2 separate regions of the Homo sapiens genome follow, and region 1 is linked to region 2. Evidence: read pairs that join two places in POLR2A ChIA-PET (ENCODE). Cell type or tissue: endothelial cell of umbilical vein. All regions are shown on one strand. Links, peaks and the distances in the headings refer to the core of each region. The heading gives the core; the rest is flanking DNA.

The links. Peaks named below come from ENCODE experiments on the same cell type or tissue, not always from the same donor. Only the 100,000 strongest peaks of a DNase experiment are listed, where the experiment ranks them.
Region 1: POLR2A ChIA-PET joins it to region 2 with 6 read pairs; 1 of 35 experiments calls an interaction of 5 or more read pairs at or near these places.

Annotation. Positions count from the first base shown.
Region 1 is chr3:170,756,978-170,761,369 of GRCh38, forward strand. No RefSeq gene overlaps it. Among named protein-coding and RNA genes, the nearest start is that of RPL22L1, 110 kb to the right of the region's middle. In endothelial cell of umbilical vein, for the core only: no CTCF peak of the experiment used is centred there; a DNase peak (open chromatin) is centred at 2,734; H3K27ac peaks cover 733 bases.
Region 2 is chr3:170,582,125-170,586,516 of GRCh38, forward strand. SLC7A14 (solute carrier family 7 member 14) reads right to left here and starts at 3,951. Exons shown (of 8, transcript NM_020949.3): 1 at 3,787-3,951. All of the region lies in intron 2 of SLC7A14-AS1 (SLC7A14 antisense RNA 1), which reads left to right. RefSeq lists a silencer at 2,436-2,730. In endothelial cell of umbilical vein, for the core only: no CTCF peak of the experiment used is centred there; a DNase peak (open chromatin) is centred at 2,617; H3K4me3 peaks cover 925 bases; H3K27me3 peaks cover 476 bases.

The DNA of each region.
Region 1 (4,392 bases), core at 261-4,260, 170 kb after region 2:
GAGGCAGGAGAATCGCTTGAACCCAGAAGGTGGAGGTTGCAGTGAGCCGAAGTCACACCACTGCACCCCAGCCTGAGCAAGAGTGAAACTTCGTCTCAAAAAAAAAGGTTACTTTCCTTACAGAGTTAAAGTAGAGGGGACTTCTTTCATGCTGCTTCAGGTTGACTGGGGCCCTTTGGATTAATTGCTGCAAATCTCCTGTTTTGTTTTTGTTTTTGTTTTTTTCTTTTTGAAAATTGGCCCATCTCTAAGTATAGTATGATTATCTAGCAGGAGTGACTCCATTCTGTTTTGGTCTTGTCTGGTGGCACTTAGTGCAGGAGCTTAGTCCAAAACAGTAGCCTCCCATATATTTTATTTAGCAATATAAACCACTTAAATAGTTCCTGGATGAATTAATGGCATTCACAGCAACCTGGATGGAGTTGGAGTCCATTATTCTAAATGTAGTAACTCAGGAATGGACAAGCAAATATCGTCTGTTCTCACTTATAAATGGGAGCTAAGCTATGAGGATGCAAAGGCATAAGAATGATGCATTAAGAACGGACTTTGGGGACTCAAGTGGAAGGATGCGGGGGTGAGGGACAAAAGACTACACATTGGGTACAGTGTACACTGCTCGGGGACAAGTGCACCAAAATCTCAGACAGAAATCACCACTAGAGAACTTACCCATGTAACCAAAAACCGACTGTTCCCCAAAAACGATTGAAATAAATTAAAATTTAAAAAAATACATGAAAAAAATAAAATGTGTGAAAAATAATAAAATAAAATAAATAGTTCCTTGTACTACATGAGCAGTGTATAATTGAACTGTGTATACAATGTACATGTGTATACAATGTGTATACAATGAACCGCTCGTAAGTGGAGGTAACAAAGCACTTATATTTGGTCTTTCAGGTACAAATCCCATATTTAGGCCTAAAGAAGCTTCAGGAGGTTTCCTGATACTCTGCTTCATATATCTCCTTGATCTAGCTTTTCTCCTATCTTTTATTGTTAATTTAGTTCAGCTTAGTTTTTAAATAGAAAAGTGATTCATGTTCACTAAAGAAAACGGTAATTTTTCAGAAAGAATAGAAACCTCCTTTAATTGCTTACGACTCAGAGGCAACCGCTTTACCATGTTTCCTTCTAATCTCTTTTAATACTTTTCTTATGCAATTGGCTGCATTTTCTTCACACATACAATGTTGTATCTGTTGTTAGTTAACATGCTGAGTGTTTTTGATGCCATTCAAATACTTCATAAGCATAACTTTTCATATCCACATAATATTCCGTCTTACAGATATGTGACTTATGTTTAGCTTCTGTCTATTGTCGTTCATTTACCATGTATATTTTCACTTCCAAACTGCCTTCTTTTATGCCTGAATATCTTGAAAATTGATTTTTTTCCTCACGTTTCCTCCTCCTTTTTTGCTCACTGACGTCTTTCTGATTTTCTCCCTCTCTTTATCCTGCTTCTCCCAGTCTCACCTTTATAAATTTACATTTATAACATGTTTTCCTAACATGAGTTTTGCATTTAAAAAGTGTTTTCTCACATTCATCACCTTATTTGGTGTCCACAATAACCCTCTGGAATAAGCAGGGGAAGTAGAAACTAAAATTCAGAGAAGTGATTTTCCCAAAGGCACTTAACCCAGATGACTCTTAATTCACTGTCTATACCAGACCACTCTATATGATGGTTCTTTTGGACATGTTTTTATTTTTATTCTTTATTTTTTGGACACATGTTCTTAAAAGCTACACAAGATTCATATAGGTTTAAAAAATAGCTTTTCATTGTTCATGTTTATAACATAGTTGATACATCTGGCATATAATAATCCTTATAGGTTCTACCAAAAGTTTAAAACATAAGGAATAATGAACTAATGGGCACCATCAAGCTCTGGCAAGGATCTCACAGGGGCATAAAATAGTTATGTGTGGTCTTTCACATCTTCTCAGCAGTTTCTCCAAATACTGCACTGCCTCAACATAGAATTCCCCACCATGCTTTTGAACTGACTCCACCCCCACCTTTTTTTTTTTTTTTTTTTTTGAGATGGAGTCCGCTCTGTTGCCCAGGCTGGAGTGCAGCGGCGCGATCTCAGCTCACTGCAAGCTCCGCCTCCCGGGTTCAAGCGATTCTCCTGCCTCAGCCTCCTGAGTAGCTGGGACTAAAGGTGTGCGCCACCACGCCCGGCTAATTTTTTTATTTTTAGTACAGACGGGGTTTCACCATGTTGGCCACAATAGTCTCAATCTCTTGACCTCGTGACCCGTCCGCCTCGGCCTCCCAAAGCGCTGGGATTACAGGTGTGAACCACCGTGCCCGGCTCACCCTTTTTTTTAAAGATAAACAAAATACTAATTTGCTAATGAGTATATTGGAGATTGTCTCCTGTGACCTCAGTCATATTAAATTCTCTCCCTGAAGGGGACTAATACTCCTCACAACCACCCCATTAGCCCTGTCTTCCCATGTTTAAAAATCAGCTTTGTTCAATTATGAGGTCAGGTTTCCCCTTTGTGCAGGTCTTCCTGAAACCAGCGGGCTTCCTGAGGAATGTGAAGAGAACCAGGTCACCTGGGATTTCTTCCTTCCTCAGAAGGTCTCCCCAAGTCAACATCGCCTCTGAATTTTCTATTTCCTTTTGGCAAATAAAAGAAAAAGTAAGTAAAACATCTTAGTCTATGCATGACCAAAGGTTAAACCTTTATTGCTTCATTTTGATTGTATCAGCTTTTCAGGACAATGTTTTCAAGGCCAGAGCTTATTTTAATAGCTGTAATAATACCAGTATTTTCTGATAATAATGGCAAACACTTTTTTTGGCAAGCACTTTTAGTGTTTGTTGTGGTTGTGTGCCAGGCATGGTTCTCAGCAGTTTTCACTAATTCATTTCATCTTCACAACAACCCTATAAGGTAAATTTTATTATCGCCCTTTCTACAGATTGGCAAATGAGGCACAAGTGGTTTGGCTTGCCCCTAAACTACATAGACAGCAAAAGACTGAGGGAGAATTTGGGGAAGACAGTCTTGCTCCAGTTCATGCTCTTATTCACGGCACTGTGCTGACCTCTCAGTCACCACGCTATTTACTTTACATACATTGTCTTATTTAATCTTCACACAGTGTATGTTTTATTATTTATCTCTATTTTACAGGTGAGGAATGAAGCTCAGTGGTGTTTAGCAGTTTGGCCAGATTCCACTCTGGCAAGCTCAGTGAGACAGAACCAATTTCCCTTTCTGTTTCTTTTAGTAGATAAAGCCATTGACCCAGCGATGAGGCAACTCAGAAAATGCTCAGAATACCAATCATAGGATCTCCCTAAAAATCAAGTGATGTGGTCAAGAAACAAAGCCTAAATAGAGCTTCTCTGCCACTCTGCTATGTGCTGCTGCATTTCTCCATAGAAATGTAACTTTCACCACCACCACACAAAGCTGAACCAGTTACCAGGGAGCTGGGAAGCAAGACAGATAGCAGGGAGACAGGGGAACACTTTAGGGTTAGGCCATTATTTTCAGATCAGGTAGAAGAGTAGAGATGGTTAGACACACTCAGAGATTCTTTGACTCTGACTTCAGGCAGGAAGTAAAATCCAGTCTAATCAGTTAATAAAAGGCATTCATCAAAGAGATTCAACCTCACACTGTTACTTCAACAGGCATCTTGCCCTTGTGGAAAAACAGGCTTAATTTCCAAATCATTTTAAGCTTGAATATTGGTGCAATGGGGAGCTTAATTTGGGAGGTAATGAGACCACCAAAGGAAATTAGAATGATTAACTGGGGCACAGTGAAAGCATGGAGCTGTTGGTAAAGGAAAATTGTATTTGTAGAGCTATGTGGTGGGGGGCAAGAGGCACAGATGAAGAGAACAAAGAGGGAGGAACGACTCCTGAGACTGGTAGCAGGAGAACAGAAGGCTCTTAGGAACAGAGGAAATTTTTTAAAAATACAACTTTATGAAATGGGATTGCAGAGTATTATTCAGTTAGCATCAGGTAGGGTTTCATGTGGCAACAACCACAGCTGGCAACACATTCTTTCAGAAGCACAGACCCTCTGGTGGTTTTATTGCACTCTAAGGGGTGTTGTTGAAAATAACAAGTTAGATTTCTTCATGAGGTCATTGGCACTGCATATACCTGGGCATGCATTATGGTTCTATCCATCCTAACTCGGCAAGCAGTGGGTTTGGAATTCAGTCCTATAACTTCCTTTCTGTAAGATTTCCTTCTAAGGTATCCTGCAGGAACGATTACTGGCAAGAAATATTGACCCTTTAATGTGTCAGAACTGAATCAGGCCCCATTCTTTACACAGGGTTAATCACCCAGTTCTCATGCTCTGCCCCAGAGAACTGAGGCTGCC
Region 2 (4,392 bases), core at 256-4,255:
CCTTCATAGCCTAATTGTCCTAGGTATCTTTGGGCTACTGGTGATGTATTAGGCATAAGTGGCTTTTTCTTTCTTTCTTGGCAGAAGATTCAAAGAAGAGTAGGTCCTTACTTCTTCCCAGTTCCTAGTTCTTGGTTGCTGTGAGGGTGTGTTTAGTACTGTCTAAAGCAGCATTTTTCAACACAACTTTCTTAAATGATAAAAATTTTCTGATATCTGCCCTGTCCAACACAGTTGTCATTAGCCATATAGAGTTATTGAGCACTTGAAATATGACTAGTGTGACTGGGGGGCTAAATTTTTAATTTTAAAAAGTTTAATTAAAATTTAATTATAAATAGTTACATGTGGCTAGCAACTACCATGTTGGACAGAGCAGTTCTAGACAGTTTAAGGTTCTGGTTCACAGGGCCCAGAGCACCTCAGCAATAGCATTCTTGACAGATCACCTAGTGAAGGTACAATAGAAGTTATGTATTTAATTACAAATTATACCTTAATTGGCTCTAGAGAAGGTTTGAAGCAGAATGTTGACATTATCAATAAGAAGCCATATGGGAATTTTTAAATAAGAGATAACAAATGGGGAGAATATGTTTGGTAAATATTAAGAGATGAGAGAGCAAAACAGTGTCATTTGAACTGAATTTGAATTTCTAAATGCTATGTTTTGGAGCAGGATGGAACTATCAATTAAATACAAAAATCCAATTGATGAAGATGAGACTTTACTATGAGCTGGAAAGAGAAGAAAGAGGAAATGAACAGAACATCAGGTTCTGCTGTATGTTAGAGCGAACTAGAATCCTAGGACCATCTTTAGTGGAGCCACCTACTTGACAGAATTGTGATAATTCAGTAAAATGATTGATGAAATAACTTCACATAGTGCCTCACATATGATAAGCATTTCATAGATATTAGCACTTATAATGATCTTTATTTATAAAAATCCTTAGGTCTTATTAGGGCCTTTTCCCAGTCCCTATGAGAACATGGGCAGTTGCTTAGGGTAACCAATTTTGGGAAAATTATTTTTTGGGGAATAGGTCATAGAAGAGGAGATATAGACAAGATAGGGCAAGTAAAGAAATGACACACTACCATTCCCATTTGTGAATTGCTGCTTCAGAGAAAACTGTTACTGAGGAAGGTGGGTCATATCTCCCAGGTATGTTGGGTTAGACAACACTGGAATAGTAGGACCAGAGGGGAAAGAGCTGGAAGACAAAGGAGTTGGAAGAAAGGTAAGAGGAATGCTTGTATGTTAAGTGTTTGTATTTTTGGCATGTTGTTTAATTTAGTTCACTGATGCTGACGTTTAGTCAAAGATAATCAAAGAAAGCAGTATGGAAGAGTATTTCAGACACCATGAAATAGTGGGAAAGGCCCTGGGCCTGGAATCAAGTTAACTGGGTTCTAATTTTTCAATCATGTGACTTAGACTAATGACCATCTTTTGGTTTCCAAGTTTTCTTTCTTGTAAAACGATGGTGCTAAATGATATTCAAAGCTATTCTAGTTCTAAAATTCAACAGTATAATTCTAAATATGAAAGTACATGTGGACTCTAGTTCTCCAGACTTCCTGAAGCCCTGCTACTCTTTTAGAAAAGGCTGCTGGTTTAGTTCTCTAACTTGTTTCCATAATATTGGAGCTGAAGTTGTGTGAACAGTGGTATCTCAAGCAGCATGCAAAAGCAGTTGGGAGGGTGGGAGTGCATGACAGTGAGTGGGTGAACGGATTAAAGAGAAAAGGGTTGGAAGAGAGGAGAGTGTGTGAAAGAGAAGAGCAGGCCTCCCTCCTTTGTCATTCTCCTGCTATAATCTCCAATAACAGCTATTCAGAGCCAAATACCAAAATGAAGGCATGAAAATGGCTTGGACTTTGAGTTAAATAGATCTGATTTTGAATCCAATCTCTGGAATCAAGTTTCTGTTTCCTTCTCTGTGTGATACTTTTGGTTGGCAGCTATTGTGAAGTTTAAATGAAATATTATTACCCAGCAGATAGAGGTGTTCAGTACAAATAGGCCTCCCCAAATTGGCTCAATCCTTTCCCCATCTTGCCCATAATATAAAAGACTAGCTAAAGAAACAAACATACAGGGCTGCTTAGCGATCTTTATCTAGAGCATGTAAATAACATGCAGTGGGGAAAGAAGGGTTCTAAGAAGAGGAAAAAGCTACAACCATGAAGCCCCTCCTTTGTGTAGCCTAACAATTCTCTGATTCCTGAAAGCCACAGAAATGTTTATTATCAAAACAGCATCCCTAACTGCCTTTCAACACTTTACCGACAGGAAGTCTCACTGCTCAGGTATAGGAAGTAGAACGAGGAAGCTCCCGAAGTTAGCAAAACTGGATCCTGAAGTGACACCCGCTTCCTGCTCTTCCACTCAGGAAAGCCGGGAACCTTTTCCCAAGCGGAGTCCTGGGGAAGCAGAAAACCGGGAAAGGCAAAGCCCCTTCTTCTCCTGTTTCTCTAGGTCGCTTGCTTAGAACCCTTTAGGGTTCTAACGCAGTTTCTGCTCGCAGGGAATGTGGGCCCTGGCGGTATTAGCACCCAGCCTCTGAGAACTTTCAGCACCGCGGACAGCGCCATTCCCTGCACTCAGTCGGAGGAGGAGAGCTACCTTGCCCCCAGCGCTCTCCTAGACCCTATACCTAGGGGGAGGCAGGGTGACATCCTGCGGCCCTTGGGCAATTCGGGCCAGTGACGTTCACCGACACTCAGGCGGGGATCCCTTCGCCAGAGCCAGTTCCTTTGAGTGTCTCCGCTCAAAATCTCAAGGAAACGAGCTTCACACAGGTGGGGGGATGAGGAGTGCCAGAACAGGAGCGAGCCCCGCTGCTCTAGCCTTCCTGCATCTCTTCTCGCCTTTGCTTTGCTCACTCTTCAATCGCAATATAAAATACTCATTTGGGGAGGGGGCAGGGTGACACAGGAGAGAGAAGGAGGGTGGGGGCTGCATCCCGCGTGGCCACGCAGCCCTAACCTGGCCCTCTTGGATTAGAGGGGAGCTGATGTGCTTTGGAATGGGAGAAGAGAGGAGACTGAGGGTTGAAGCAGTGCAGGAGAGCTCCCCTTGCTGGGGCTGCCGGCTCTGGGCAGGGAGCTTCCCTGGACACCGCTCCCGTCACGTCCTCTTCGCCGCTCCCGGGAGAGTCACCACTCTCCGGGGACAGACGCCCCTCGGGGCGCCACCATCCTGGTCGGGGTGCTGGGCTCGGCGGGAGTCCCTTTGAGGAGTTTGCTCCCAGGTAAAAGGGCAGACGTTGCTCCCGACCTCCCCGGAGTCTGCGGCCGGAAAAGCGTCTCCGTTTCATGGTCTCGGTCCGAGGCGGAGAACGGAGCTGCCCGTGCGGGGTGCGCGCCAAGGCGGGGGACAGGACGGGCCCGGCGTCTGCCGAGACCTAGGCTGCCCGCATTCCGCTCGCGGCTCCCCTTCTGCCTCCCGCTCTAGCGGCGCCGGAGCCGCGCTGGCCCCCGCCCCGCCCGGCAGCTCCCGCGAGTCAGAGCCCGGTGCCCCCAGACCGCGGGCAGTCGGGGCCTCATTCCGGGCCAGAGCAGGAAAGAGCCCGACCCACCTCCTCGGTTCTTCCAGGGAACCCCTTCTCGGAGGGCGCCCTGGGCCTCCGCGCCATATTCCTGGTCCCCCGCTCCCGGTGACTCCGGCTCCCTGGGTCATTCCGGGAGAGGCGGCCATCCCAGTTGCAGGGGTCCCGCTGGGGCGCGGGGGGCGCGGAGGGGGACAAACGGCAGCGAAGGGGGCCGTTCACTTACCGGGGTCGGGGCTGGAGGCGACGAGCTGGCTGCCAAGGCTGGTGGCTGGCAGTCCGCACTTACTGCGCGGAGCTGTCTCTCTAGCTGGGATGGGAAGTGGTGGTGGCGGCAAAGGAAGGCAGGAGGCAGCCGCTGCTGCTGAACAGCTCCTCAATTATTCAGATTGGGCCCCCACCCCCCGAACCCCTCCCCGTGCCTGCTCGTCCTCCCTCCAGCTCGCCTGTCTCCGCCTCCTTGGAGTCACATGGCCTGCCCAACCCCTTACATACTGGGCCCAAGCCTGGCACCAGACCACCTCCCACCTGGCCCCCCTGCCTTCCCCTCTGTCTGCCGCTCACAACTCCTCGCTGGCCTTCTGAGCCTCCAGTTGTGACCTCCAGTGTCTTATGTCAGGCTGCAGGGAGGTTGAGGGGGCCGTGGATGGGGGCAGTTCTTTGCCCTGGGAAAGCAGGGACCAGCAGGACTCTGCAATGTCTGTGCGTTGGGAAGGCATCTGCCGCAGCTCTGCCCCTGCTAGACTGGGCTGTCCAGACCTCCTTCCTGCCCTCTGGAAGCTTCCCTCATCCTCTGCGGAGCCTTCGTTGCTCTTAAACTTCCACATCCCTG